Linked DNA regions of Homo sapiens: region 1 is linked to region 2. Evidence: read pairs that join two places in POLR2A ChIA-PET (ENCODE). Cell type or tissue: GM12878. All regions are shown on one strand. Each heading gives the region's core, and the rest is flanking DNA. Links, peaks and the distances in the headings are about the cores only. Region 1 holds the start of LOC124902730 (a long non-coding RNA gene). Region 2 has its middle 47 kb from the start of LINC02695.

The links. ChIA-PET counts read pairs that join two places held together with the same protein. Peaks named below come from ENCODE experiments on the same cell type or tissue, not always from the same donor. Only the 100,000 strongest peaks of a DNase experiment are listed, where the experiment ranks them.
Region 1: POLR2A ChIA-PET joins it to region 2 with 12 read pairs; 14 of 35 experiments call an interaction of 5 or more read pairs at or near these places.

The regions. Positions count from the first base shown.
Region 1 is chr11:86,048,579-86,065,119 of GRCh38, forward strand. The region is part of intron 1 of PICALM (phosphatidylinositol binding clathrin assembly protein); the gene reads right to left. It overlaps LOC124902730 (a long non-coding RNA gene), which reads right to left and starts at 15,298. Exons shown (of 2, transcript XR_007062822.1): 1 at 1-15,298. In GM12878, for the core only: no CTCF peak of the experiment used is centred there; no DNase peak of the experiment used is centred there; H3K4me3 peaks cover 4,189 bases; H3K27ac peaks cover 2,084 bases.
Region 2 is chr11:86,137,963-86,154,503 of GRCh38, forward strand. It overlaps the pseudogene RNU6-560P. Among named protein-coding and RNA genes, the nearest start is that of LINC02695, 47 kb to the right of the region's middle. RefSeq lists cis regulatory regions at 5,631-6,013, 10,557-10,607, 13,303-13,813 and an enhancer at 13,404-13,904. In GM12878, for the core only: no CTCF peak of the experiment used is centred there; no DNase peak of the experiment used is centred there.

The sequences.
Region 1 (16,541 bases), core at 8,433-16,432, 86 kb before region 2:
ATCCCAGCACTTTGGGGGGCTGAGGCGGGCAGATCACAACATCAGGAGGTCGAGACCATCCTGGCCAACATGGTGAAATCCCAGCTCTACTAAAAATACAAAAATTAGCCGGGCGTGGTGGCGCATGCCTGTAATCTCAGCTACTCGGGAGGCTGAGGCAGGAGAATCGCTTGAACCTGGGAGGCAGAGGTTGCGGTGAGCCAAGATATAGCACCACTGCACTTCAGCCTCCTGGGGAGTAAGAGTGAAACTCCGTCTCAAAAAAAAAAAAAAAAAAAAAAATTACTGCCTGCTAAACTGTAACTTTTCAGTCATTAAACAGCTGGTTTTACTTCAATAAGGAAATGTACAAATGGGAATAAGGATAATGTGGGTATATCTTCCAATTCTGAAAATGGGAGGCAAAGTGACCACGTAAAGAACAAATCAGAGGGCCGGGTGCGGTGGCTCCCACCTGTAATCCCAGCACTTTGGAAGACCAAGGCGGGTGGATCACATGAGGCTAGGAGTTCCAGACCAGCCTGACCAACATGGCAAAAGCCCGTCTCTACTAAAAATACAAAAATTAGTCAGGCACGGTGGGTGCACACCTATAATCCCAACTACTTGGGAGGCTGAGGCATGAGAATCACTGGAACCCAGTGCAGTGAGCTGAGATTGTGCCACTGCACTGCAGCCTGGGTGACAAAGCAAGACTGTCTCAAAAAAACAAACAAAAAAAAACATAAATCAGATCTTTACTCCGGTTCCATACCAAAAGATCAAATGCAACTATCCAGTTAACTTATTTTATCTTTGATATTCAGTTTTAACACACAAATTCATTGCAGAGCAACCCACTCCATTTTGTATGTATCAATAAATCTTCACACTGATCTTATATCTCAAAACCAGACAAATTCCCCCATGACAGCTCGCCTGAAATAAAGCCAGTAACTGTTAATTGGAGAAATTCATTTTCTTTTATTTTCCCTTTTTTTTTCCTTTTCCCTGAGAAAGAGTCTCACTCTGTCACCCAGGCTGGAGTGCAGTGGCGCAATCTCGGGGTTTCATCATATTGGCCAGGCTGGTCTCAAACTCCTGACCTCAGGTGATCCACCTGCCTTGGCCTCCCAAAGTGCAGGGGTTACAGGCGTGAGCCACCATGCCTGGCCTCTTTTCTATTCATCTAAGAGAACTGCTACCTTCCAAAATTCTGCCCATCCCCTTCCAAAGATGCAATCTGAAGGTAGATGAACTTAGAGAAGTTAAAAAAAAAAAAAGGTACCAACAATTAAAACGAGTTTGCTAGGTAAAACTACATATTGGACACAACTAAAGATTATTCTAAACTACATCAGGCCAGGTGAGGTGGCTCACGCCTGTGATCCCAGCACTTTAGGAGGTCAACGTGGGTGGATCACCTGAAGTCAGGAGTTCACAACCAGCCTGGCCAACATGGCAAAACCCCATCTCTACTAAAAATAAAATACAAAAATTAGCCAGGCGTAGTGATGAGAGCCTATAATCCCAGCTACTCAGGAGGCTAAGGCAGGATAACTCCTTGAACCCAGGAGGCGGAGGTTGCAGTGAGCAGAGATCGCGCCACTGCACTCCAGCCTGGGCAACAGAGCAAGACTCTGTCTCAAAAAAAAAAAAAAAAAAAAACTATATCAGTAAGTTGCTTAATTTCAAGTCACAAAAGGCCCCCCCAAAAAAAAAGCCAAAAAGAAAGTTCACCCTTTTTTGACAAATAACTCAAAACTAGATGTACATGTACTGCAAGTAAAAGCAAACTTTTCTGGCTCTTAATGGTTGTCACTGGTACACAAAAGTTTATAAGCCAAAAATGTGCAAGCAATTACAGCCACAAAAACTGATGCAGCCTTGACCTATTACAGATTTCTAATATTAAACAGATACATGCAATTCCCCATTCTACAATACATATACACAGCATTCATATAATTTAAGAAACACAGTCCTTCCATCATGCAAATTAAATTAAGGATCCTGGCAACAATAATAATGTTTACATTTCTGTGTTTCTGAAGAATTAAAATGAAGAGATAAAAATAAGGTGAAGCAATTATCCATCAATTCATCACTTAATAATTTTAAGATTATGTCACTGTGGTAGAACATAAATGGTGATGGATTAGTGATGCTCCTTACACACCCTCAGCTGATCCCCCAATATGAACAACAGGCAACACATATAAGACAATTTTTAATAAAGGTAGAAAGAAACTCCCTTTTTTTTACATCCAAGATACACACTGGAAAAAAATTATTTATTGTTATTATTTTTTATGTGATGTGGTCTCGCTATGTTGTACAAGGTGGCCTCAAACTACTGGCCTCAAGAAATACTGCCACCTCAGTCACCTGAGTAGCTGGGACTACAAGGATGCACCAACACACCCAGCTGAAAATTCACATTTTTGTTGCCCATTTCCTCCTAAAACAAGAATCACATAAGACAATGCCACCTATTCCTACCAATGATAATAAGATATGCAAATTCAAACTGTTTTTCAAATAATGATATAGTAGTAAATGGGACAGAATACTCTGATGGAGAATGAAGCAAAGGCTCAGAGAGAAACTGTTTCTGGTATTCGTTTCCAAAGGACCAAGCCTACAACAAAAAAAGCTAAAGGAGCACAATTATAGCATCACAGAATAACAGAGTAAGAAGGTAATTTAGAAAATAAACTATTTTAGTAACAGATTTTTGTGAGGTCATATGGAGCTAGGGTCAGTACCCTACATTCCAGTTAGAGCTTACTCCTCTTGAAGCATATGGAAAATTTATCTTAAGATAAAGTGGTGGCTCACTCCTGTAATCCCAGCACTTTGGGAGATGGAGGTGGGCGGATCACTTGAAGTCAGGAGTTCCTGACCAGTCTGGCCAACATGGTGAAACCCCATCTCTACTAAAAATACAAAAATTAGCCAGGCATGGTAGCGTGCACTCACAGTCCCAGCTACTTGGGAGGCTGAAGCAGGAGAATCACTTGAACCTGGGAGGCAGAGGTTGCAGTGAGCTGACATCGCGACACTGCACTCCAGCCTGCGTAACAGAGTGAGACTCCATCTCAAAAAGAAAAGAAAAAAAGTATAGAAAGTTGACATCTCAAAATGTAATCTTACATATTTACATAAATTATATTCCTCAAAGAAAAGCTCTCTCCTATCTATATCTCATTCCATATAAGTTTTCTGTGAGCTAAGAAGCTCCCCTTCAGATTGCCTGACCTCTAGTCAAGGTTCTTCATCGCCATCTAAATGTCAGATTTATTCTCTATGTCTTCTTACTAATAGTGTTTTGGTTTAAGTATGTGGAAAATAAAGCCAATAAGACTATCTGATGAATAGGTTTGTATAAACATTGTGTTAACAATGCATGTCAATTGCCCAAGACATAGAAAGGTTTCCTTAAAGGTTAGCTATTCTCCCCATTTTGTATGTCCTAACTAAACCAACTGAAACGGTTTGGCTCTGTGTCCCTACCCAAATCTCACCTTGAGTTGTAATAATACCCATGTGAAGGACAGGACCAGGTGGAGATAACTGAATCATAGCGACAGTTTCTCCCATGCTGTTCTCATGATAGTGAGTGAGTTCTCATGAGATCTGATGGTTTTATAAGGGGCACTTCTCTCTCCTGCCATCATGTGAGAAAGGACATGTTTGCTTCCCTTTCTGCCATAATTGTAAGTTTCCTGAGGTCTCCCTGGCCATGCAGAACTGTGAGTCAATTAAACCTCTTTTCTTTATAAATTACCCAGTCTTGGGTGTTTCTTCATAGCAGCACGAGAATAGACTAATACACCAATTTTTATCAGACTTTGTGAATCCCTGAAGACTGAAAGTTTCCTTTCTTTTATAAAATTTCTTCCTTCAGATCAAAGTTAGGTTTACATTATTTCTGTTGAGAAGACTTCTTCAATGATTCCTGTGCAATCTAGAGACTCGGAAATCCCCAAACCTCAGTAATTGCCACCATTCATTCATTCTATAATAAAGTTAATACAAAAACTTGAAGCAGCAAAATCTCATCTCAGCTTCCAGATCAGCAAAACTCCTTGCCTTTCCTGTTTTCACACTGGCAGCAGAAACTACAGATAAAGTGTAATTTTGAAAAATTGGCTCTAACTATGGTCCAACTTGACCTACAGTAGCCAAAAAGCTATATCTAAAGGTCATATAATTAAAAGTCATACTCCCTTCACAATCTAGCCTCAGACAATTGCTCCGACTGTATTTCTCATTGCACCCAACCTGTCCCTCTCACAGTCCAAAAGCACCCCATTTACAAATCTCTTTGTTCCTCAAACACAATTTCAGCTTCCTGTCTACAAATGTTTGCTCATGCTCTTTCCTCCACCTGAAATGCCTAGTGTTCCTAATAACTTATCATTTAAGGTCCAGTTATCTTCCCTTATCAAAAGCAGTATCTCTCTTATCTGATTTTTAACATCATTTGATCTGTACTTATCTCACATTGTCTGGCAATACAGCTATCTGCATACGTCATCTACCCTACTAGACTGAGGACAGATTAGTGTTTCACAATAATCTCAACACAACCTGAATAGTGACACTGTTAATTAAATTTGGCCTAAAGCTGCTTCCATAAGCAGGGAACTGCACCTCAGTATGTTAAAACTGCAACCTAACTCGAGTATATTCTTGTAACGAGGCTAAGCGTTCTGCCAATCACAAGCGGCAAGCTGCTCAGACATGTCCAAATAAGGCAAACGTGGACACAAACGTGGACCTGTAACCAATCAGACTATGTCTGGATGTCACTTCTTTTTCTGTCTATAAATCCTGACTATCCACATTGCTGGGTGGAACTCTCTGAACCTTTACTCCTTCAGGGTGCTGCTCAATTCATGAATTGTTTCTTTGCTCAAATTAACTGCCAAATTTAATTTGTCTAAAGTTTTATTTTAACAAGACTCAATATGTAATGCTAATGAGCATATTAATTTCCTTAAGACGAATAAAGTCTTTTTTTTGAGACAGGGTCTCACTGTCACCAAGGCTGGAGTACAGTGGCATGATCTCGGCTCACTATAACCTCTGCCTCCTGGGCTCAAGTGATCCTCCCGCTTCAGCATTACAAGTAGCTGGGACTACAGGTGTGTGCCACCATGCCCAAATAATTTTTATATTTTCAGTAGAGATGGGATTTCACTATGTCACCCAGGCTGGTCTCAAACTCCTGGACTCAAGCAATCTGCCCACCTCGGCCTCCCAAAGTTCTGGAATTACAGGGATGAGCCAAAGCACCCATCCAAGACTAACAAAGCCTTGTTTGGTAGAAATCCAGCTTTAAAAATGCACAAGTGACAATATATCATTTTCAGATATATAAAAGTCACTAATTAAATCAAACAGGCCACGAAGATTCTTACTGACTTCAAACTGATTTAACAAATCTTATTTATTCATACTATCACCCAATAAGATAGTTTGTGTTAAGTTCATTCATAAATTTGGAACTCAATAAAAGCTCAATTCCCAGACAAGCCCACAAAAGCCATGAGTTCACAGTATGCCTGATTTTACTTATTTGGAGAGCCAAACACTATGTATAACAACATTCGGAGGTCCAATTTTGGGTGGCAAGGTATATTTAGCCCCCTGCACATGTGCCAACAGAATCATGCATTCCTTCTTTCCTGTCTTTCTCAACAACCTCACTACAAACTATGTGTGAAAAGGAAAAAATACATTGCTAGTTTCACAGCACTGGTATCTAAAGCTAGGGAAGCAGCTAATAAATGGGAGAAAGGAGGGCTCTAAAATGAAGACGGAGGATGGCACTGAAGAGCCCAGAGTTTATCAAGACAAGTCCTGCTCCTTTAAGAGCTCCCTCTCCAGCCTCATCTCCCCTTACTCCCATTAACACTTTGCATTCTACCACACAAAACTATTCAGTTTCCCACAAACACACCATAAAGCGCTTTTTTGCCCCATGTCACTGCTTATCATCTGCAAATCACCATTCATCCTTAAAGTTCCTGTTACCTCCCCTCTGTGAGGTCTTTACTAACCTCCTTCAAAGTTAATTACTCTCTCCTACTTTGATCTTTATGTAAAAATTTATTATGCATTTACCTTAATGTATTATAATCAATTATTAGTTTGCACATTTTACACTATTAGATCTCAGGCTCCTTTTAAGGTAAGAATCAAGTGTCACTCATTTTTTCTTTTTGAGACGGAGTTTCACTCTTGTTGCTCAGGCTGTGGGGTTTCTCCATGTTGGTCAGGCTGGTCTTGAACTCCTGACCACAGGTTATCCATCCACCTTGGCCTCCCAAAGTGCTGGGATTACAGGCGTGAGCCACTGTGCCTGGCCCACTCATCTTTATAATATTTTCTGGACTGTCACCATTTTTCCTTAGCACTCCAAAAAAAATATGATTTTTTTTAAATGTTGGCAAAAATCTACCTTTAAAAAATTGCTTGCTGGCTGGGGGTGGTGGCTAATGCCTGTAATCTCAACACTGTGGGAGGCTGAGATGGGTGGATCACCTGAGGTCAGTAGTTTGAGACCAGCCTGGACAACATGGTGAAACCCCCGTCTCTACTAAAATACAAAATTAGCCAGGCGTGGTGGCACACGTCTGTAATCCCAGCTACTTGAGAGGCTAAGGCAGGAGAATCGCTTGAACTCAGGAGGCGGAGGTTGCAGTGAGCCTAGATCGTGCCACTGCACTCCAGCCTGGACAAGAGCAAAACTCCGTCTCAAAAAAAAAAAAAAAGATACCATGGAAACATACAATGACACTATTATTTGTGGACCAAAACAACTTATTGATAGTCATGCAACTATTTGTTACCTTCTTCATATATCTAAGACTATTCTGAAAATGTAAAAAATATAAACTGGATCAGATTAAGTGGTTTATCCAGCTGAAAGAATGACCCAAATAATTCCAGTTATCCATCACCAAACTATACCCAGTAGTCATGGAGATTGCCATCAAGTAACATTTTTCTCCTGCACAATTCCATTTCCACATTACACAGAGGTAGTAGAGTTGTATTCCATGTCAACTTCAAAAGATTAAAAACCCAAATATCTTTGGTTTTCCTTAATACAAATGTGTTTCTTCATACCATATACAAAAGTTAACTCAAAATTGATCAATCTTAAATCTAAGAGCTAAAATTTCTTCCTAAAACTCTTAGAGTTGTAAAGGTGCATAACCTTGAATCAGCCAATGATTTCTTAGATATATCGAAAGCACAATCGAAAAAATCAGAGGCTGGGTGAGAGTGTGATGGCTCACGTCTATAATCCCAGCATTTTGGGAGGCCGAGGCAGGTAGATCGCTTGAGGTCAGGAGTTCAAGACCAGCCTGGCCAACATGGAAAAACCCTGTCTCTACTAAAAATACAAAAACTTAGCCAGCATGGTGGCACATGCCTGTAGTCCCAGCTACTCGGGAGGCTAAGGTGGGAGGATCACTTGAACCTGGGAGGCGAAGTTGCAGTGAGCCAAGATCACACCACTGCACTCTAGCCTGGGTGACAGAACAAGACTCTGTCTTTAAAAAAAAAAAAAAAGAAAAAACCCTTGAAAAATTAGACTTGAAAATTTAAAACTTTTGTGCATTAAAAGACATTGTATCAAGAAAGTGACAAGCCAAGCCACAGAATGGGGAAAAAAATTACAAATCATATAAAGATCTAGTATGTGAGGTATGTAAAGTACTCTTCTGGTATCCAGAATACATAAAGATCAAATTTTAAAACAGGCAAAAGACCTTGAATAGATATTTTCCCAAAGATATACAAATAGTCAATAACCACATAAAGAAATGCTAAACAGCATTAACCACTAGGGAAATGGAAACCAAAATCACAATGACATAACACTTCACACCCACTAGGATGACTATTTTTTAAAAATCATAAAACTAAAATCCTGAAAATAACAAGTTTGGCAAGAAAGTAGAGGAGAAACAGGAATCTTCATACATTGCTGATGGGAATGTAAAACAGTGTCACTGATGTGGAAAACAGTTTGGTAGTTCCTCAAAAAGTTACACAGAATTACCATATAACCCAGTAATTTTACTCCTAGATATATACCTAAGAGAACTGAAAATATGTTCACACGAAAACTTGTATGTGAATGTTCATAGCAGTACTATTCTTCACAGCCCAAATGGCTAAACAACCCAAATGTCCACCAACTAATGAAGGTATAAATGAAATGTGGGTAACTATACAAGGGAGTATTACTCACCTATAAAAATGAATAAAGTACTGATATGTGCTACAAGGACAAACCTTTAAAACATTATAACTGAAAGAAGCCAGGCACAAAAGGCCACATATTGTATGACTCCATTAATACGAAATGTACAGAACAGAAAAATTCATAGATAGAAAGTGGATTAATGGTTGCAGGGGGGCCGAGGAGAGCTTAGGAGTGACCGTTAACAGATACAGGATCTCTTTCTTGGGTGATGGAAAATGTTCTAGAATTACATAATGGGGATGGTTGCACACAACACTGTGAACATACTAAATAACACTGAATTCTCTACTTTAAAACTGAATTTTATGTTATGTAGATTATGTCTCAATTTTAAAATTGCAAAAAAATGTGTACTCTAAAAGGGAAAAAAAATAAATAATTGCAAAAAAGAAAATTATGTGTGTGGGGCCAGGCGCGGTGGCTCACGCCTGCAATCCCAGCACTTTGGGAGGCCGAGAGGCAGGCGGATCACGAGGTCAGGAGTTTGAGACCAGCCTGACCAACATGGTGAAACCCCGTCTCTACTAAAAATACAAAAATTAGCTGGGCCTGGTGGCTCGCGCCTGTAATCCCAGCTACCCGGGAGGCTGAGACAGGAGAATCGCTTGAACCCAGGAGGCAGAGGTTGTAGGAGCTGAGATCGTGCCATTGCACTCCAGCCTGGGCAACAGAGTAAGACTCCATCTCAAAAACAAACAAACATATAAATAAATAAATAAATAATGAATAAAAAATTATGTGTGTGTGTGTGTATGTACACACAATTAGCCCTCCATATCAATGGGTTCCATTATCATGGATTCAATCATGAATCGAAAATATACCAAAAAAATGCATCTCTACTGAACATGCGCAGACATTTTTCCTTGTCATCATTCCCTAAACAATACAGTATAACAACTGTTTATGTAGCACTTATATTGTATTAGGCATTTTAAGTAACCTAGAGATGATTTAAAGTATTCAGGAGATGTGCATAGGTTATATGCAAACAATGTCATTTTACATCAGGGATTTGAGCACCCTTGGATTTTCTTATCTGTGGGAGGTCCTGGAACCAATCCCCTATAGATACTGAAGGACAACCGCATATATTTATCACCTCACCTCAAAATCTCTTTATCTTAGCTTTGGATTAGTTAAATGCTAATGTTTCAAATTATTCAATACAGTGCATGAGGCGGATTTCTGCCAACAATTGTTTGAAGTATATTAAAAAGACTTGCCAATCCTCTGCAGTGTGAATACCACCCGCTATTTATTTTTTGCGATATACTTAAATTACATTAAAATTTTTGCATATAAGGTGTATTTAAAATATGGCACACATTCCTATTTCTTAAATATCCACAAGATAACTATTACCAGCACATAAAATTTTAAGTGCACACACACACCCCCACAAAGATGACCCTTGATCTCAGAACTTATAATCACGTGGGACCTATAATCAGAAGAAACATGTAAATTAAAATATGACAATTGAGTATATTCTGTGAAGTCACTTACAGAGTATATCTGCAATCTTTAGTGAGGAAAGAAGTTTTGGAAAGCATACCCAACTTCCTCAACCACTACTTGGAAGAACTGCCCCTTGATTAAGACTTGGGTCCCTAGGATGCTTTCAAGTAATAAGTTCATGGCTATAAATACCAGCACCATTCCCCTAATCACTGCTAAAAATTCCATGTATTCAGATGAAACTTTCAGCAATTCCCACTGGCCCCTGGAATCAACTTACTGATTAAGTAATCTAGATTAAGTGATCCTATTTTTACCACCATTGCTACCACCACCCTAACCTTTGCCTATTATCTCATACAGCTTCCTTCTAAAACAGACACTTCTTTTCTTTTACATTTTGATATCATCTGTTAAGTGTGCTTTATCCCTTCTTATATCAAAAATGAGTCTACTGTACAGTTATACTCTAGGAGGCACCTTTCATACAAAAAGGTGTGACAGGCACCTTCTAGAGTTGTGCAAGGAAGCAGCTCTGATAAACTCCTCAGATCTATTTCTGGTCCTCTGTTTAATTCTTAAAAATTACATTCCTAATTTCAAGAATATGTCCTCAAAAATGTGCATTTTAATATAGTGTTCAACTGGAGCAGCTACAAAAATTTTGAAGTAACAATGTTTTGGAAGACACTACCTTGTATCTAAACAAAACTAAATAAGCCTCTTAATGCCTCATGAGTTCCATGAAACAGTAATTTGTTATGTTTTTATCAATGTTACTGACTCTATATATAAATTTGTAACCAGGCAATTTCCATAGTCACCATAAAAAATATCCTTAAATGTCTACTGGCATAGATTTTTATGTCCATAAATTGTTCATGGAATAGTCTGAGCTATGAAGGGAGGTTAAGTATAATCATTCAATATTTACTGAGCACCCATGGGGGGTTGCTGACTAGGTACTTGGAGAAGAGATAGAGAACAATACCGAAAACAATTCCTATTCTGTGGAGGAAATGTGCATAAACCCAAAATACATAAAAGCAAGATAGCCACTACAGTTTAACAATATTTGAAACTCTATAAATGGTGAGAATAATGCTGGACTGACAGGACCAGGGGGAGTTATTCAGTGATGTTTTTATGAAAGCGGTTACCTTAAATGTGAATATTAATGGGAGCAAGGTAAAGACAGTTTAAAAGAGGCCGAGCATGGTGGCTCACACTTATAATCCCAGCACTTTGGGAGGCCAAGGCCAGAAGTTCGAGACCAGCCTAGGAAAGAGACCCCTTTCTCTTTAGCAGGGCATGGTGGCACACACCTGTAGTCCTACCTACTCAGGAGGCTGAGGCAAGAGAATCCCTTGAGCCCAAGAGTTCAGAGTTACAGTAAGCCATGATCATGACACTACACTCCAGCTTGGGTGACAGAGCCAGACCCTGTCTTTAGTCCAAGGAATCATATGTGCAAAGGCTAACGGTTTGGTAGTCAAGAACTTTTGGCACAATTGATACCTAACCTGCCTAACTTTCACAAAAAAGGATAGTTTTGACATAAAAAAAAAAAAGAGAGAGGACAAATAATCAAGAGTTCCAATTAATAACTAATTTTTAAGGCCTTTGGGAAAAAAATTTAAATATTATTGTTAAGACTTTTTTGCCCCAGCAGTTTCCTTTCCAAGTCATACTGAACACTCCTTCCAATCTATTTATGGACATAAAGTGGACATAGGGATTATGATACCACATCTCTTGCTTGAAATCTTCCAAAAGTTGAGGCACTGTTACCTACAAAATCAAATCCAAAATTACTTTGAGAATTCAAAGGATCCCTTAGATCTAGTTCCTCTTTGAGTACTCTTTTGTCCCTTCTAATACACACTCATCCCTAAAGGTGCATTTTTTTAGTCTCAGAACCTTCACACTTTTAAAATTGAGGAGCCAAGAGCTTTCATGTGGGGGTTCTCTACCAATATTTACTGTTAGAAACTGAAACTGATAAATTTATCAACATTAATTCATTTGAAAAATAACAGTATTTTCAAAAAACCCCACAATTTAGAAGAGTGGCACTGTTTCACATTTTGGCAAAACTCTATTTTGTGGTTTAATAGGAAATAGTTGAATTATCATTATCTGCTACTACATTCAACCTATGGCAATATCACACACACATCACACAGCCTCTAGAAAACTCCACTGTACAGTGGTTCTTGAAAGAATAAAAATAGAAAAGGCAAATAATGTCTTAGTATATGAAAACAGTTTTGAACTCACAAACTTGCTGAAATGGTCTTGAGGACCCCCAAAAGTCCCCAGACCACACCTTAAGAACCACTGCCAGCAAAGGAGAAAGGCAATACAATGCAGCAAAGATAATCTTTTCAACAAATAGTACTGCACAACTAGATATCCACAGGCAAAAAAAAAAAAAATGAATCAGGAGACAGACATTACACTCACAAAAATTAACTCAAAATGGATCACAGACCTAAATGTAAAATGCAAAATTATAAAGCTCCCAAATGGTGACATAGAAGACAATCTAGATGACCTTGAGTTTGTTGATGACTTTTTAAATACAATGATGAAGGCATGACCCATGAAAGAAAGAACTGCTAAACTGGACTTCATTAAGATTAAAATTTTCTGCTCTGTGAAAGGCATTGTCAAGAGAATGAAAAAGACAAGGCACAGACTGGGAGAAAATATTTGCAAAAGATACATTTGATAGCCGGGCTCAGTGGCTCATGCCTGTAATCCCAACACTTTGGGAGGCTGAAGCAGGCGGATCACCTGAGATGAGGAGTTCAAGACCAGCCTGGCTAATATGGTCAAACGCCATCTCTACTAAAAATACAAAAATTAGCCAGGCATGATGGTAGACACCTGTAATCCCAGCTACTTGCGAGGCTGAGGCAGAAGAATCACTTGAACCCCTGGGAGACAGAGCTTACAGTGAGATGAGATGGCCCCATTGCACTCCAGCCCGGGAGACAGAGCAAGACTCCATCTCAAAAAAAAAAAAAAAAAAAAAAAAAGAAAAGAAAAGACACATTTGATAAAGGACTGTTATTCAAAATAAACAACTCTCAAACCTCAACAATAAGAAAACAAAGAACCTGACTTTAAGAACAGGACAATGACCTTAACGGACACCTCACTAAAGAAGATATAAAGATGGCGAGTATGCATATGAAAAAAAGTCACATAATCAGGAAAATGCAAATTAAAACAATACCACTACACACCTATTAGAATGGCCAAAACCCATTAACAGTGACAATATCAAATGCTGGTGAGAATGTGAACAGAAACTCCCATTCATTACTGGTGGGAATATAAAATGGTACCATCACTTTGAAAGACAGTTTAGAGGTTTCTTGCAAAACTAAAGGTATTCTTACCATATGATCCAGCAACTGTGTTCCTTGCTATTTACCCAAACGAACTGAAAACTTATGTCCACACAAAAGACACGCACACAGATGTTTGATGTTTATAGCAGCTTTATTCACGATTGCCAAAACTAGGGAGCAACCAAGATGTCCTTCAGTAAGTAAATGGACAAATAAACCCGGGTATATCCAGATAATAGAATAGTCAAGTGCAAAAGAAAAAAAAAAGCTGTCAAACCGTGAAAAGCCATTGAGGAAATCGTAAACGCATATTAGTACGTGAAAAAAGAAAATCTGAAAAGGCTATAGACTGTATGATTCCAACTATGACATCTTGAAAAGGCAAAACTATGGAGACAGTTAACAAAAAATAGTGGTTGCCAGTGGCTGGGGAAGAGAAGGGATGGCGAGGGGGAGCACAGAGTATTTCAGGGCAGATAAACATTGTACCGCTACAACAGTGGATATGTGCCATACAATTGGCCAAACCCATAGAACATACAAACAGCAAGAGTAAACCTTGGCCGGGCGCAGTGGCTCACGCCTGTAATCCCAACACTTTGGGAGGCCGAGGTGGGTGGATCACCTGAGGTCAGGAGCTCGAGACCAGCCTGGCCAACATGGTGAAGCCCCATCTCTATCAAAAATACAAAAATTTAGCTGGGCGTGGTGGTGGGCACCTGTAATCCCAGGTATTTGGGAGGCTGAGGCAGGAGAATCCCTTGAACCCAGGAGGCAAAGGTTGCAGTTAGCTGAGATCGCACCACTGCACTCCAGCCTGGGCAACAAGAGCGAAACTCCGTCTCAAAAAAAAAAAAACCCTAATGTAAACCATGGACTTTGGGTGGTAAAGATGTCTGAATGTAGGTCCATCAATTTTAACAAATGTACCACTTTCGTGGGGGATATAATATATCTTGATAATAATATAACTTGAGAAATCCTTCATTTTCTGATAATCTAACAAATCACAACTCTGAACATAATTTTTAATACAAAGGCTTAGGTTCATCAAGATTCTCTTTTAAAGAACTATCTAACTGCCCAAAATGATTCACATACACAGTGAACATACAAAATACTAAAAGGTCAAGTCCAAAATTTTGATTCTCTAGAGAAACGTATAAAGCAGTTTAACTGGGAACATACTAAGACAGAACACAAAGTAACGGAAATGCCACTTTAGCTACCAAAAGAACAGGAAGAGCAAATACTAAGACTTTACTTTGAAAGTCTAAGGCTACTTCTTCCTGGTAGGGCTCTAACCTCTTGCCAAGAAGCCTGTAAGTTTATTTTTCTTACTTCTTTATTTTAAGTGAGAAACCATGAAATTAACCATTTCAGAGCTGAAGAAAACAAAGGAGAAACAACTATGTCTACGGTGAACTTTCACATTAACTATTCTAAATGATTATCATGGCCAAATAAACAAATATTTTTAAATGAAAGCAATTCTGATTATTAAAATAGATTATTTTTAAACAATCAGTGTTTTTTAAACATCAAAGTAAATGTTTCATATAAATGTCTCACAAAGCGTATGAAAGAAAAATGTCAATCACATCTTATGAAGTGTTTCACTTCTCACCTGCCATAGTAACTTTAAATTCAAAGACACCTTTAAAAATTATCCAGATATATAAAATATTCAGTAAACACAAAAGGTATATAGATGCCCAAAGTCTTATACTATTTCTTAACATAGCAAATAAATCCATCAGGGAACAATAATTACAAAAGTATTTCAGAATTCATTTGCTAATTATGAATAAGCGGCTACAAAAAATAGTTGAATATTAAGTTCTCTTTAGAGTTCCTCTTTTAAAACACATACTGTTCAGAAACTTAACTAGACATATCTGGGAGGAAAAAGGATACATTTGTGAATTTTATTATATACCTCAGGCATTCTGTTCTGCCATGGCGACAGAAAAAATAAAAATAAATAAAATGCCTCAGGCATTTGACATGTGTGATCAAATCTTACTCATTACTACCACTTTGATAACTCTATTTCTATTTTCTGTATTGCAAAACTACTAAAAGACTAGTAAGGATAATGAAAAATGAAAATATAAATCATATGACTAATTCTTACAGGAAAGAATAGGAAGCCCAGACATTAATTACAAAATAACTGTCTTCTTAAAACAAGATCCTTTTGGAAAAAAAAAAAGTCCCAGTTACCTTACTTTTAAATAAAAGATATCCTGGGACAGATCTTCTACTTTATTTCTTCCTTACATGCATCTTCTTAGAAATCACATCCTAGTTACCAGATCCTTCTTGACAATACGCAAACTAAGCACCCATAAGATATTATTAACTGAGACATTAAAAACCATTTGTGCTTTAAAAGGGAATTAATTCAGGTACAGTCTGGTATGTTATACGCATTTTTAATGTAGTTACACAAACCACTAGCCCAAATACAAATTCTACATATGCAAAATATTCAAATCCTACTTTTTAAAAACTTATTTCCAATTTCTAGATCCAGTTCACAACATACAAATAACCATGCTGTATCGACCAGAGATATGTTGATAATGGATGCTTAGTAAGAACTTGATCTTGATTTTGTTTTAGAAAAGATAAGGCAGTGGTTGAAATGAAATGTCCCTGTAAATTAACTGGGGAAAATATGAATTAAAAAACAGAGACATACAGGATATGGTGACTCACACCTATAATCCCAGCACTTTAGGAGGCTCAGCTGGTAGAGAGGATCCTTGAGCCCAGGAGTTTGAGACCTGCCCGAGCAACACAAGGAGACCCTGTCTGTATAAAAATTAAAAATTAGCTGTGCGTGGTAGCAGATGCCTGTGGTCCCAGGTACTCAGAAAGATTGTCTGAACCCGGGAAGTCAAGGCTGCAGTGAGATGTGATTCCACCACTGCACTCCAGCCTGGGCAACAGAGTAAGACCCACCTCATTTTAAAAAAAAAAAAAAAAAAGGAGACATTACAGCCATTAGTATAAATATTACATTTCAGTGAAATATGTCAAAATATAAATGTCCAACGATAGTAAATAAGAATAAAGAAAATTAAGAATTCATATCAAAAAATAGGATAAGGGCCAGGCATGCTGGCTCACACCTGTAATCCCAGCACTCTGGGAGGCTGAGGCAAGAGGATTACTTGAGCCCAGGAGTTCAAGACCAGCCTGGGCCACATAGGGAGACCCCCATCTCTCCAAAAATAAAAAGTTTCTTTAATTAACCAGGCGTGGTGGCACATGCCTATAGTCCCAGCTACTTGGGAGACTGATGTGGGAGGATTTCTTGAGCCTGAGGAGGATAAGGCTGCAGTGAGCCATGATCCTGCCACTGCACACCAGAGACAGAGCAAGACCCTGTATCCAAAAAAAGGGGTGGGGTTAAGACTAAAGATTGTAAGATCAGA
Region 2 (16,541 bases), core at 4,651-12,650:
AGAAATAACGAAATCCTGCCATTTGCAACAACATGGATGAATCTGGAAAACATGTTAAGTGAAGTAAGCCAGACATAGAAAGACAAACACAACACGTTCTCACTCATATGCAGAATTTTTAAAAATTGATCTCTGGCTAGATGCAGTGGCTCAGGCCTGTAACCCTAGCAATTTGGGAAGCCGAGGCGGGTGGATCACCTGAAGTCAGAAGTTTGAGACCAGCCTGACCAACATGGTGAAACCCCATCTCTACTAAAAATACAAAATTAGCCAGGCATGGTGGCACATGCCTGTAAACCCAGCTACTGGGGAGGCTGAGGCAGGAGAATTGCTTGAACCCAGAGATAGACGTTGCAGTGAGCCAAGATTGTGCCACTGCACTCTAGACTGGATGACAAGAGTGAGATTCTGTCTCAAAAAATAAATCAATCAATAAATAATTATAAAAATAAAGATAACCAAAGTTTCCACATTTAATGACAATTCTATCTTGAGAGCCACTGTAGAGTTACCAGGAGGAGCTAGAGCTGGTTAATGGTGGAGAATGTGCAGGAAGTGTCTAAAACTGTCAGGGCTAGACTGGCTGGGGAACAAAACTGGGTAGTCAGGATTGGGTATTGGGTACATGATGTTTTACTGAGGTAGTTTTAGTGCCAGTGATATTTCAGTGTTCAGACTTAATTCATTACTGTAAAGAATAAATTATTAAATTTTCAGCTTTTAAAAAATCATCAAATAATCTGTGTAGATAATCTCCTTAATGTCAGGATGAAATGAGGGTCAGATGAGGAATTCAGGAATGGGGCTGGACACAGAGATGTGGTGAGAGATGGTGAAGCTTATGAATGGGGTAAGGTTGTTACCCATGTCATTTGTTCATTTTTTAAAAGTGATAACCAATTTCTCTGAGTCTAAGATCTCCTAATCAAGCCAGCCCTTGCACGGCTACAAAACTAACCTCCCTAAAACACAGGTGAGACTATGGCACTCTCTTCCTTTCTGGGCTGCTCCTTATTGGCTTGATTTTTAGGGTCCAGTATATCCAAAGTGTCAAAACAAAAATGTATTACTTCAGAGGGACATGCAGGAGGAAGAGGTTAAGCACTGAGTGCTAACCACAGTCTGCCTTGGGCAGAAGCAGAAAGAAGCCTCAGGCCAAATGATAGAAGGGAAGTCGCTTTCTGTTTTTGTTGCCGGAAAGGGCAAAGAATCAAAACACCACTTTCGCAATGAATGATCTTACAAAATTGCAATAACTGTGACAAGACCTGAAAGACAAAACGCATTTTTGAAACATCTTCATGCAGTATCTTTTTGCTTTGAAGTATTTCCCATTTGAAAATTGGGATTGTTTGATGATGTACCATCATCTCTGGTATCAAGACAAATACCAAGACAAATCTTGGTAGATCAAGACAAATAAAATATTGTGAGAAAATTGGGATACAGAACCAGGTTCAAATCCAGGCTTTACCACGTATCAGCTGTGTGTTTTTAGGCAAATCTTAACCTCGCTGAATCTCAGTTCTTTCATTAATTAAAGGGGAATAATTTTACTACCTGAGCCTTAGGATTGTTAGAGTGCCTCAGACAGTCAGCATTCAGTAAATATTCAAATATTCATCAAATAGCAACAGTGGTTAGTGGGATTACAGTTGATTATTTATTTTAGGTCTCTGTATTTCTTAGATTGTCTACCATGAGTATATGTTGTTTTTGTAATTAGAAAGAAAAATAAAACTTATTCTTTTTAAAAATGAAGGCCGGAGGGCTGGATACAGTGGCTCATGCCTGTAATCCCAGCACTTGGGGAGGCCAAGGCAGGAGGATCACTTGAGCCCAGGAGTTGGAGAGCAGCCTGGGCAACATGGGAAAACCCTATCTCTATCAAAAATACAAAAATTAGCCAGGCATGGTGGTGTATGCCTATAATCCCAGCTACTTGGGAGGCTGAGGTGGGAGGATGGTTTGAACCCAGGAGGCGGAGGTTGCAGTGAGCCGAGATCGCACCACTGCACTCCAGCCTGGGCAACAGAGCCACACCTTGTCTCAAAAAAAAGGCCTGGTGTGGTCACTCATGCCTGTAATCCCAGTGCTTTAAAAGGCCAAGGAGGATCGCTTGAGGCCAGAAGTTCAAAACCAGCCTGGGGAATGTAGTGAGACCTCGTCTCTACAAAAAATGGAAAAACAAAAAAAAATTTAACTGGGTGTGGTAGCACACGCTTGTAGTCCTAGCTATGTAGAAAGCTGAAGCAGGAGGATCTTTGGAGCCCAGGAGTTTGAGGCTGCAGTGAGCCATAATCATGCCACTGCACTACTGCCTGGGCAACAGAGCAAGACTCTGTCTCAAAAAAATAATAATAATAAAAATTAAAGACGAGGGGCATAATTTCTCATATTTTTACATTTGCTCTCCCCACCCTTGTCTCTTTTATGTCTCTTTCTGCTGTTATAAAGAGTGCATGCTGTCTATGCAGCGATATTCAGAAGGCATCATAGAATGACAGTCATTCTCTATTCTCCAGCACAGTGCTTTTGGGGTCAGCTGACTCTACCCAGGCCTGCAGTACTGAAATGAGGCTCAGATCAGGGTGGTGTCTGTGTCCACGGGAGATCTGTTCTCTCGATTACATATCGATTCCCATCCTACCATTTCCTCAGTTTGACACTAAGCTGGATGCTCCCAGCCATCCCCAGTCCTCAGACAACTGTATTTTTTCCCTCTAGTTTTATTTATTCGGCACCAAGGCCTAGTGGCACCGACATGGCTGCAGGAGTCAAGCCTGCAGTTGGTCTTTGAAAAACAGGGAGAGTGTGGGCGAGTGCATTAAAGGAAGCAAAGCTCTGGCAGCAAACCAGCTTCTAATCTTGACGCCACCCCTGGTTCTCTTCTTTTCTTTATCATTTTAGGCTTGTGGGTCCCAGATCTCCATATTTGCCTTCTGGAACTGCTTTAGCAATAAGAAAAAAGATGGATGAGGGAATTAGGGCCGAGTTACTCCAGCCCCATGAAGCACTCCAGCACCAGGAAGCATAACCTGAGGCTCCATCACGTTTGGAGCTGCCTGCCTTGCAGTGGCCCATCCCTCTCATGCAGAGGGCCTATTTTCAGAGTCACAGAGGTAGGGAAAGAGCCAAAGGGCCAGAGTCTTTCTGAATATGTGGGCTTTGGGAGTACAAGGTGCCCATCATCAGATTCCTCTCAAACCCGTGGCTACTTGCTTGCTCCCATCCCAGTAAACATTGTCGCCATCCACCAGCTGCCCAAGTCAGAAATCTAGGAGTTGCTTTGGACCACCTTCCTTTCTTCACATGTCTCATCCAAGTATACACACAATCCTACTTACTCTACTTTGTAAAAGTGGCCCTTGAAGCCACCCACTTCCCATTTCCAACTAGTTGAGACAAATATGCTCTTCTGTCTCTATAACTGGTATCCCCCAAATATGACAATTGTTTAAATGCCTGGTAGTCCCAAATAACAGCAAGAGAGCATAAGGTCACACAGACAGTCAGTGACACATAGATCCAGAGGGGAGTGCAGGCTTCCTGATTCCTAGTCCAGCACTCCTTCTGGATTTGTTCATTTGTTCAATATGCTGTATTGAGCCCTTAAGAGATGCCAGTCACACTGCTAGATACACTTATCTCTGGGGTTTCTCCAGGGTCACCTCTGGGGTGACTTCCCATATTGGATTATGGTTTTCTGCCTGTTATTTTATGTCCCTTTGCTCCGGCATATCACAGAGTAGGGCATCCCTCAGGCCCCTGCCGGACCTCTCATCCTAGCAATCCACAAGTTGGCTTCTGTGTGGTTTACTCACAACAGCTTCTAAGCTGTGGGGCCAACAGAAAATACACACATTGAGGCATTTCTCCAGAGGAAGAAACTATGTGAGTCAAACATTTAAGCCACAAGTAAGTGCAACTATTTCCCTCTAGACCAAACTTCTGTACATAGGAAAGGGGAACAGGAAGGTTGATCTGGGTTCAGTTTTCATTCCTATCTCACTCCATGACATCTTGGGAAGGAGGAGCTCACAGCATAAGTCCTTAGCATATCCAGAATTCCACTGATTCATTTAACACATGTTAATGAAGGTGTGCCATGTGCCAGGCATCAGCATGGGTTCTAGGAACCCAGTGCTCTGTCACACAGATGGAGATTCTGTCCTAGGGGATTTTGTAGACTCACACAATTGGACGTAACCTACTACTTAGTTTCCTTTTAAATACATTCATTTTTTAATGCCATATTCACAAATTTCAAATAAAGGATTATAGAATCATAGAATACAGGAGACACAAAGGAGATACTCATTTAACCCAATGCCTTTCTCCTCTTAGTCAATGTTTAAATCTCTTTCCCAATATCCCTCTCAAGTGATCATGTGATTCCTCCTTGGACACCCACAATGACAGAGGATTTACTGCCTCCAAGGTGATCTATTCTATTTCTGAACAGCAGCAAGGGTTAAATGTTCTTCCCTGTGTGAAGCCAAAATCACTTTCCCTAAAACTTGTATTGCGTTCTGCCCTTTGGGCCTATACAGGACAAGACAGTCTCTTCCATTCTGAGTGGGCCCTGGCTATGTGAGGATGGTTGTTACAGTGCCCAAGTATTCTCCAAACATCTCCCCTTGATGCTCCCTCTCCCCTTGAACATGGTTTTGAGCTCATTCTCTAGTCAAATGGCCAACAGAGCCACCCTCCCCTGCCCAACTCTGTGGAAGGAACTTCACGTAAACAATATTTTCCTTGATTCTCCCACATTAAGTTCAGAGATCATGCCACTATAGAGCATCCTTCTCTCACCTCTACAATACCCCATCACTTGTGTAACTCTGTATGTACCATTGAAACAAGCAGGCAAACTAGAGCTAATAATATTGAGCTTTCAGGGTGGCTTTGATTAAAAGAGATAATGAATGTTGAATCAAATACTGAACAAGTATTGATTGAACACTCATCCTACACTGCACACTGTGCTGAGCTCCGTGTGTGACACCATTCTGAGGAAGATAGAAAAGGTCTCTAACCTTACGGAGATTTTAGCCTAGATCCTGAACATAAGCCCCTCTCCAGGGCTTGTACAGTTTTAACCAAAGGTGGGGGTCTTCAGAAGCAAATCTCCATGACCTAAGCTGAAAGCTCAAAAATGGTACCATTATGATGGTCATCATGATGAACTTAGATACGACCATATTAATGCCAATACAGCCTTTAGATGTTACAATTTCCCTGTGAGAATAATACTTTTGGAAACCTAAGAAAGTCCATAGTGGTATTTCTAATGACTAACAACCATGGTATCAACTATGGCCTCATTTTTTCCTACTAGAAACTCCGTATTTCCCATAAATCAAGGAGTTTTATAATAAATGACCTGGGTTAGCTTCTACTGAGCGACTATTCTAATCTGGATCACTTTTCCTACCTTGGTCAAACCAAATGTGAGATTTTAGGGCAAAGCAGCAGTTTTATTGAGGGAAGTGCAGTTGCACTTACAGGCATGGTGCCAGGCGCCTTTCCTCCTTCCACTGTCTGCTATAGTCATTATCCTGACCACAGTTCTCTTCGGCCACCATCTTATTCGGCATGCTACAGTTGACAGAATTTGCATCCAATATTAAAGAGGCTTTCAGCTTTTCCAAAAGCTGTGCCTTGGCTTCCTTATCATTTCACATTACAGCTTGCACATTGTTTGGTCAGGGAACTGATGGGAATGGAAGTTATTTACTGAAAAATAAATCACCTCTTATTTCAGTTGAAACCACTGTTCTTCCTGTTTCTCTGTTACTGTCAGATAATCCACCATCTTGGGTGGAGTGTGCATGAAACCACTACCTAACATATGACCAGGGGAGGGAAGTGACCACAGGATATCACTATCTGTGTCAGAAGAGTGGCAAATGTTTAGCAGGAAGCACTTCGCATTTACTGGTACAGCAGAGTTGTATATCTGGGAAGATGGTCCATGGCCACCATGTTACTAGGATGAGAGTTAAGGTCTCTTTCATTACACCTCATCCACTGCCCCTATATACTGACAACATTTATTAATACTATCTACGCTTTTGGATATTAATCATAATTTTTTTTTTGAGACAGTTTCACTCTTGCTGGAGTGCGATGGTGAGATCTCGGCTCACTGCAACCTCCACCTCCTGGGTTCAAGTGATTTTTCTGCCTCAGCCTCCCGAGTAGCTGGGATTATAGGCACGTGCCACCACACCCGGTTAATTTTGTATTTTTAGTAGAGACGGGGTTTCTCCATGTTGATCAGGTTGGTCTCGAACTCCCAACCTCAGGTGATCCACCCGCCTTGGCCTCCCAAAGTGCTGGGATTACAGGAGTAAGCCACCACGCCTGGCCTATTAATCATAATTTTATCCATGTGGCTAATATCTACAATTAGCCTGGCATTGTGCTTGACACTTTATGTACTCTATCTCACTCAATCTGCACAACAAATCTTATGTGGTAAGCATGATTATTCTGTTTTCATATGAGAAAACTGGTTCAGAAAGGGCAAGTGGGTTGCTCAGGGTAACTTTAATAAGATTCAGGCCCAGTGTGGTGATGCACAGAGCCTGACATCTTTTCACTCTCTTACTTTACCACCTGGTACGCACAGAGCCTGACATCTTTTCACTCTCTTACTTTACCACCCTGTACACATGAATCCCAATCCAGAAAAGAGGGGGCCTCTCTCAGAATGTCCTTCCTCCCATACTTGTTCACTCCCTCCCATTATTTGTGTTTTTATCTCCTACACAGGCTTGCAAGTTCTGATGAGGGGAAGATGCCATTCATCTTTGTAGTCTTCCAGAGAATAGAATACGATAGTGTCTCAAAAAATGCCAAGTGAAAGCACACACACAAACCAGAATATAACGCTATAGCTGGAATTTCCGGCTCCTAGTTCAAAATTGCAGAAAGACTTCCTTCTTAAGTATAATAATGAATCTAATCTTATGTAGCCTATGTGATATTAATAGTAGCCTTGCAGTGACTGAACAGTAAAACCTCTTTTTCACTGTGGCTCCAAATTGCACATCCTCTTGGTGTCCAAAGCCAAAGAGAATAAAAATCCTCCCACCCATAGTGTGCCAGTCAAAAGTAGCTGAGTCAAGACATGCAGTTTCTCAAATATGAATAGAAAAACTTTCTGCTCTACATCAATAGGAGAAGCTTCCCCAGAAGCACAAGAAACTAGTGAGAGTCATTGTGCAAAGAGCGTAAGAGGAGAGATCTCCTCTTTATATACAAAGCTGGCTTTGCTGGGACCAGATGCAGATTGAGAGGCAGTGTTCTCAGTCATTAGTATTTAAGACCCTGACACCTGAAAATCATCATTCCAATTAGAATGGAAGAAACATGCAAGAAATAGGTGCACAGGGATCAGCAAGCCAAGAAAGAAAGAGGACTGGGATGGCAATAACTCTCCAAATTTATGGAGGGCTTCCTATGTGCAGGCACTTACTTTATTAGTTTTAGTATTTATAACAATTTGAGGGGTAGATCTATTTTGCAGATGTAGAAATGAAGCTGTAGAGCAGTAACCTGCCCAAGTTCTCCCTGTTGGTAAATGTAGAGCTGAGAGAATTGAACTCAAATGTCTGACTCCAAAGCCTAAGTGCTTAACCATTAATGCTAATCATTAACCACACTTAACTAACCATTTCATCTTTTCCTTGGCGAGCAGGGACTAGAGGTTACATACTAGAAATCCACTGCATATTCTTTATTGGCCTTATTTACATTATGAAAAAACTAAATGTACAGTTCTCATTCTGTAAAATGGATGCAGTCATTCAAAATTAATCTTTTTGTTGTCAATTTCAGTCCTGGGCTAACAACCTCCCCTAGATAATGTACAGAGACATCTGGACTCAGTGTCTCCACATTGACAATTTTATTCAAGAAACTCATATCCAGAGCGGCCAGCCAGATAAGCAGCAGCCGTTATAGGCTTGAGCCTGATAAAAAATGTTGCTTGAGGCCGGGCATGGTAGCTCATGCCTGTAATCCCAGCACTTTGGAAGGTCAAATCCGAGGCAGGTAGATCACCTAAGGTCAGGAGTTTGAGACCAGCCTGGCCAACATGGTAAAACCCTGTCTCTACTAAAAATTAGCCAGGCCTGGCAGTGTGCTCCTGTAAACCTAGCTACTTGGGAGGCTGAGGCATAAGAATCGCTTGAACCTAGGAGGCGGAAGTTGCAAAAATGTTTTTTAAAAAGCTACTTGTTTCACTTATATTAGTAGAGTGGATTATAGTCTACCATGCACTTCATATCTATTATTTCATTTGATCCTCTGAAGAATGTTATGAGATAGATAAAATAAGTAATATTATCCCTATTATATATATGAAGAGGCTCACTTAGAATTACAAAATTAGAGCCGGGTGCAGTGGTTCACACCTGTAATCCCAGCACTTTGGGAGGCTGAGGCAGGCAGATCACCTGAGATCAAGAGTTCGAGACCAGCCTGGCAAACATGGTGAAACCCCATCTCTACTAAAAATACAAAAATTTGCCGGGCATGGTAGCAAGCGCCTATAATCCCAGCTACTTGGGAGGCTGAGGCAGGAGAATCACTTGAACCCAGGAGGCAGAGGTTGCAGTGAGCTGAGATCGCCCCACTGTACTCCAGCCTGGGCAACAGAATGAGACTCTGTCTCAAAAATAAATAAATAAAATAAAATTAGAAAGTGGTGGAACTGGGACTGTAGTTCAGGGGGACTTTGAGTTCAGGTCCTGATAATCCAAAACCCAAATAAACAAACTTCTAGCCCTTTAGAAATATGGATGGAACCATGCTCAAATCTTGACGTTATCACACAAGTCTATCAGCTTCACACATCACTATCACATCTGCCAAATAAGAATGAGGATATCTGCTTTGCAGGATTGTTCAACTAAATGAGATAATGTAGGTAAAGCCCCTTCAATAAAGTAGTGAACAGAACAGACATGGATCCTGTCCTCCTGAAGTTTATAGTCTGGAATCAGGAGGTGGCGATTAAGAAGAAAACATTCAATAATACACACTTAACTATCAAGTTATACTAATAAAAAGTGTCATAAGGGAAAAATACAGAGTGCTATGCAAATGTGCAGTGGGGTGACATAACTTAGAGTGTGGTCCAGAGAGGCTTCCCTAGGCAGTGACAGCTAAGCTGAGACAAGAGGATGCAGTATAATAAGCCAGGTGACATGGGGAAGTGTGAGGCCATGGGTGTGGGTGTCGGTTACAGCAGAGAGCGTTCCAGGCATAAGAAGCATTTTTGAAGACGTGTGGTGCCCATGAGAAACAAAGAAATTACTTGTGGGGCTGGAGTGTGAAGAGATCCAAGAAGAATGATGTGACAGGATGTTGGTGAGGTTGGCAGCCTTCATGGCATGTGGGGCCTTGCTGGTCAAGTTTAAAATTTTGAACTTTATCCTAACAGCAATGGGAAACAACCAAAGGGATTTAGGCAAGGGGGCAACATCAATAGGTTTGAGCTTTACAAACTTCCAATTCCTGACTAGGGAAAGTTGGGATCTTTTTAAAACTTTTCCTTTGGCCGGGAATGGTGGCTTATGCCTGTAATCCTAGCACTTTGGGAGACTGAGGCAGGCGTATCACCTGAGGTCAGGAGTTCAAGACCAGCCTGGCCAACATGGCGAAACCCCATCTCTACTAAAAATACAAAAATTAGCTGGGCGAGGTGGCGGGCGCCTCTAATCCCAGCTATTCAGGAGGCTGAGGCAGGAGAATCACTTGAACCAGGGAGGCAGAAGTTGTAGTGAGCTGAGATCGTGCCATTGCACTCCAGCCTAGGCGACAGAGTGAGACTCCATCTCAAAAAATAAAAACAACAACATCAAAAAAGCCCCTTTTCTTTATTTTTTTGAACAAACACTTCCTTAGTACCTCTTATATTGCAAAGACAGCAATAGGCTGTTTGTTTCAAATGTAGAATCTGAAGACTTAGAATGGGGCAAGAACCAACATGTCCCTTTAAGGAGCTAGAACATGTCACCTCAAAGGCTCCCTCCACTTCTGCCACCTAACGCAGTTGCTTCTTACTCTAAGCAAGAAGTAACCTCCAAATCCTAAAAGTACATTAAGAACCAGTGGGACATTTCTGGGAAGCTCATTTATTTATTCTTTTTGTTGAGCAGACAAATATTAAGCATCAACTATGTACCCAGCACTGTACTGGGTGCTGAGGGTACAGGATTGATAAGATGGAGGTCCTATACTTTAAGAACTCATGGTTTGGGGTTGAGGTAGGCCAGAAAAATAACAATCCCAACAAACTAGAATCTGTTACAAGAGAAAAAGCCAGGAGGGAGTTGCTCACAGAACCTAGAGTGAGGAAAGCTTTAGAAGAGGTGATTAGCACCTAATATATGCTCCGTAGCTGCATACTGAGTAAATTTAAGTTTGAGCTGAGTCTTGAAGATGAGGGGAAGGTTAGCAGGGAGAATAAGAGGAGTAGGGAATGAACAAGATCACACATATCAGAAGAGTGTCTTTTGAGATTATTTTATCAGCAGTAAACTGGATGGGTTGAAAGGGAGAGATTATAGGCAAGGAGGTCAAGTAAAAACCTGGAGCAGTGATCCTGCTGAAAATTGAAGAGGACTTCATGTGCACTCAGCAGTAATTGGGACTGTGCTCAGTTTGCCTAACCTTAGCTTGCTCTCAGTGGTATGGTGCACGGCTTGTAATTGTTATTCGCATCTCCCCATGAATGCATGCCTGTTCTCCCTCACTAGGGTGGAGACTGTCATTGACTGAAATCCTTATAACACTTAATTCTGTACCCTGCACCCCATGCATCCCCATCAAAAGCTGGGTTGATGATTGGATTCCTCGAGCTGGCGTGGGAGTGGGAGAGCTGGAACAAGGGAGCAGGGAGAGGAAGGGAACCAGGGCTGGCAATGAGGGTCAAAAAGCATTTCATGTTATCTTAAATTTTTTTCACAAGTGTAATGATGCCTTTATGTGTTCATGACTTAATTAAATAGTTTTTTTTAAGGTAATAAAATCATTAAGAATATGCAGTATTGCTTTTCACTGCTTTTCTATTTTTCCTTTTCCTTTTTGTTTGTTTGTTTGTTTGTTTGAGATGGGATTTTGCTCTGTTGCAGGCTGGAGCACAGTGATGCAAGTATGGCTCACTGCAGCCTTGACCTTTCAGGCTTAAGAGGTCCTCCCACCTCAGGCTCTTGAGTAGCTAGGACCACAGGGGTGGGCCACCATGTCCAGCTAATTTTTTTTTTAGAGATTAGGGTCTCACTGTGTTGCCCAGACTGGTCTCAAACTCCTAGCCTTAAGCAGTCCTCCTGCCTGAGCCTCCCAAAGTGTTGAGATTATAGGCATGAACCACTGTGCCATGCCCAGTAGTGCTTTTAATAGTGAAAAGTTTGAATTACCTAAATATCCAGCAATAGAAATATTACCAAATCAATCATGATACAATTTCAATGGCAGAATTTAACAAAAATAATGTTGTTGAGGTATGTTCACAGATATAAAGAAGTTAGTATTTTATAGTTCCACTTAAAAGTAAGTAGATATTAATTACTATATTCTGAATTATCCCATTTTTGTTAACAAATATATGCACAAAAAGGTTTAAGATACCTTTATATAAGAAGTTTATGTAGTTTCTACATCAGCGGGATTCTGTTGTGCTTTCTTTTACTTCTCTATTTCCTAATTTTTAAATAAAAAATAAATAATAAGAAAACCCCAATTTTTAAAAATGTTAATGAAATGAGAAAACTGAACTAGGAACAAAGAGAGTAAGAAAGCTAAGAGGAAAAAATGTACCATGGTGCCATGGTGGATGGGGATAATAAAGAAAGTAGAGAAAAGACGTTCTTGGAATTGTTTTTTTTGAAAGAGATTTTCTTATTTTCCATAAAGTTAAGGGGAAAAATATTTTTGTTCTCAGAGTTTTTCAGTGTGCTTTCCAAGCCATCAAATTCCTAAATATAACCAAAGTTGATGATTTTACAAGTAAGCCAATATAAACATAGTAGATGTTTATATTTCAACATTAACAACGTGACATTGGAGCTGCAAAAGATCTTCCCAATTGGCCATATTTTATTTTTCTCAAAAGTTTCCATTTTCAGTCCCCTTTTAAAATACATCCAGTCCCCCCTCCCCACCCCCACTCCACCCCTTTGTGGCTTTAAAATTTCAAGAAAAGGCAGAACCAGATTAACATAGTAAAACTGGGGACAGAGCATGTGGAAGAAAGGAGCAAGAGGGAGGTGGTAGAAGGTTACGCATTTGGGGAGGAAGAGGAAGAGAAGGAATTTTTGCAGAGCCTTGCCTCAAAGAGGTACTACTCAAACTTAGTCAAATCATGTAGGCTCTTGTTAAAATGCAGGTTTTGATTCCGCAGATCTGGGTGGGACTCCCTGGTGATACCCATGCTTACTGGTCCATGGACAACTTTGAGCATCAAGGCCTTAGACTCTGGGACTTTGCTCTTCCACCCTGGTCACATTTCACATGGGCAGCCTCTGGCTGTGATAACCTCTTTCTTTCTAACCTAATAGGGTTTTATTTTATTTATTTATTTATTTATTTTTTTGTCAAAATACCAAATATTGGAAACTTTTCAGAAAGTAGTTTAACCATGAGCAAGGTACAGTTCAAGGTACTCTCCATGGAAGAGAGTAAAATGGGAAATACAATATGGAATGGGTAGAAGCCCCTGATATACGAATGTTATTTGTTATAAAGGGCGTGGTGTTGTGGAAAAAGCCCTGGACTGGTTGTCAACAAAACTGGCTTCAATACTAGTGATTACTAACTAGCTATATGCCCTTGTGCCAGTCATTTTTCTCTGGTTCTCTGTTTCCTTTCCTGTTAAATAAAATAATTGGTCTACATGGCTTCTAAAATCTTTTCAGTTCTGACACTTGAAGAATCTATAAAGGAGATCCTATATCAATAGGAAGGGAGGGAAAGGGATGTGCCACCACACGCGCAGCTGCCAAGGATCCTGTACATGTGGTATTACTGTGGTGGAATCTCCCATTTGTCTGCCCAGATGCAAAAATGTTATTGGAGTGAGAGACTGGGAAACTTGCCTGGTATGAAATCCTAGTACCCCAACTTCCTGCTTTTGGCAATTTAGAGTCTTGGGAATCAGTCCCAGCCCCTATAAAATAAGGCAGACCCTGTAAACATGCCTTCCAAGAGCCTCCAATGTAGCTCTGACAGCTTTCAAATTCTAAGCTCCTCAATCCTCCATTCTCAGGCCACCCTCAGGTTTCACCTCATTCCCCTGTACTGGTCAGCAGCCAAATTCTGCAGCCTCTTGAGCTTAAGGTCCCAGCCAAAAAGCCTGACTGCCCTCCTACTTGTGAACAAATCCCAATTCTTGAAGCAACCCCAGCCCTCCCCAACAGACTCCCTGCTGAACCCTGAGTCTCCCAGATACTCAAACTTAGTTCAGCCCTGTAGCAATCAAGCCTCAGGGATTTGGGCTGGCTGGAAGCTGACACTTCTCTGTTTAAGATAGTCCCATCTGCAGAGTGAGGATCAGCCCCTAAATTGATAAGCACAGGGTGGGAAAGCGACCTGCCCTAGTGAGATTACCCAGACTCTAAAGTAAGGTCCTGCAGCTCCACCTCATACCTCCATGGACACACACTCTTTGGCTTTTAAGTTATGAAACAGACCTGTTGCTATTCTAAGGAAGTCTCACAAGTCACCATATAAACATGCCAGCTTCAGGCAGCTTCCTGTGGTTTGCCAAAAACCAGCTGGGAAGGCAGCCAGACTCCCGCCACCGTCCTGGAACCCCCTCCTCTAGCAGACATTCACTCAGGGCATGACCTCCTGAGGTGCCCACTTGGGATGCAGGAACTTAGTGGCTGCTAGAGTTGTTATTTTTCCCTCCAGCCCCAGCCTGGGCTGGGCTGAATGATGTGGCTGGCTGGTACAAAGGCTGCTTTTTATAATGTTCTTCTTTGGTATTTTTGCTGTCTGGAGAGGGCTTCCTTTCCTCCCACAGTTAATTAGCAGCATCAAGCATTTCCCTTTCTCCAAAAGAAGTCTGTTCCCACCCATGAGGCCAGGCAGAGGAGGTGGCAGGTGTGGCTAAATGCCCCCTGAGGTTAACCTCAAACTTAAACTTAGAGCCCTACTTGGTTAGAAGTGATGTGAAATGCAGGGCTAGCTTCCATTCTGGGCAGAGTCGGCAAGTGGGCACACGTCCCTGGCAAGCTAGCATCCCAATCAGGTGAGGGGACAGAGAAGGGGGTGGGGAACCAATGTGTGTTTGACACATTTGTGAATTGTTTCTACAACAAAGACTTTTTTAAAACAACAGAGTGAAGCTTTATATATTTGAATGAGAAGCACACAGAAGGACCTATTGTCTGGAGGAAAAATTGCATGAGTAATTGTGCATGACTTCAGACTTCCCAGTTGAAATGTTAGGCATATTAAGGATGATTGAGGGCATTCCAGTGTTTTCAGTGTGGAGAAGAGGGAGGACAGAGCTCCCAGGACTAGGGGAGGGAGGCAGGTTGTGTAGCAAGACAAGGGAGGAAGGAATCTGAGGAACTCTGTACCCCACTTTGCTCTCTGGTTTCCATTTTTCCTCTATTTAATTGAACTGCCACCTCCTACAGGAAGCCTTCCTGACCCTATCTCCTTCCTCCACCTGTCACTCTAGGTGTTCTTCTTGATACATATCTCCTGTCTTTTCATTATTTACTTGACTATGATACTGTGGATGGGCCATAGAAAAGAGAGGATGGACTCCAGATGCCACTTCCTAGATGTGTTACCTTGGACAAGTTACTTAGCCTCTCTGTGCCTCAGTTTTCTTGTCTATAAACAGTAATACCTTGTAGGGTTGTTGAGAGGATTAAATGTGTTAAAACCCATAAGGAACTGAGAATAGTGCCTGACATACAGTGTGCACCCTCAATAAATGTTAGCAATTATTTATTTTTATTTGCATCCCCTCTTGTTTGCACAGGACCTAATATATCATGGGGCAGCTGTGTTCAACCCTCATATGCATCTTAATTGCTTGAGGAGCTTTAGAAATGTACAGGCCTGGCCTGGGCTCCATTAATCTATGGGTGAAACCTGGTAATGGTATTTTGGAAATGTTCCCTGGGTGGTTTTATTATGTAACCAGGTTGAAAACCAGTGTCATAAATGCTCAAGGAATATTTGTTGAATGAATGAATGAACCAAATGGGATCAGAAAGAACAAACCCCATGCTGGCTTCGGCAGCACATATACTAAAAATTGGAATGATACGGAGAAGATTAGCATGGCCCCTGCACAAGAATGACACACAAATTCATGAAGTGTTCCATATTAAACATATATATAGAGAGAGAAAGAACAAACCCAGGTTACCCCATCTTTAGGAATGTGAAGGCATGATGATTCTGTCTCCTTCAGAAAGTTGATTCTTCCTGAGACAGGTTTCAAGAGAAAAATATGACAGAGAATATAATGGAATACATGAAAGAAAGAATCATAATCCTAGTCATCTCAACATGAAAGTATTGAAGAAATAGAAAAACAATTGCCTAGAGCTCATATTAGAGATCAACAGTTATTTTCTCTTGCTCTCCCTTCTGTGTATGCAGATTTATTTCCTGGAGTTGCTATAACAACTCTAGCTAGAAGGTGAACTTTGACTTTTCCTCTAGTTTTAATTTCGATTTGCTACTCAATCTTTAATTTAGAGGACATAAAAATTTATCTCAAATAAAGCATTTGCACCACTCTAATGTATATTCATGCATGATGATAGCATAATTATAATTAACTGCTTTACCTAGTTGGTCCACAAAATTTAAACTGATTACTGCTTGTAGAACATTAAGTCAGGCACCTCAAAATGGAAATAGGAAACTAGGCCGGGGTGGTGGCTCACACCTGTAATCCCAGTACTTTGGGAGGCCAAGGAGGGCGGATTGCTTGAGCTCAGGAGTTCAAGACCAGCCTGGGCAACACAGGGAAACCCTGTATCTACCAAAAATACAAAAATTAACTGGATGTGGTAGCATGTGCCTGTAGTCCTAGTTACTTGGGGGGCTGAGGTGGGAGGATCACTTAATCCCAGGAAGTCAAGGCTGCAGTGAGCCATGAAGGAAAATTAAATTTAAGAAAAGAAGATGCTATATACAAGGAACAGTGACAAGGTGAGAAACTAGCAAACCTACAGTTGTCTAAGTAGTTTTTGATGCCTAATATTTAAAAAGTTAGTAAAAATCTTGCATTAATTCCCAAATGAAGAGAACGGGAAATTTTAGAAAATAAAAATACTTAAATATAGGAATAAATATTCTTCATGACCTTACTAAACAACAACAAATAATGGGAGAGATGTACCATTTCCTGAATGGAGGATCAATAATGTGAAGGTGTCATTTCTCCTCAAATTGATCTAAAAGGCTGGGTGCGGTGACTCATGCCTGTAATCCCAGCACTTTGGGAGGTAAAGGTGGGCAGATCACTTGAGGTCAGGAGTTCGAGACCA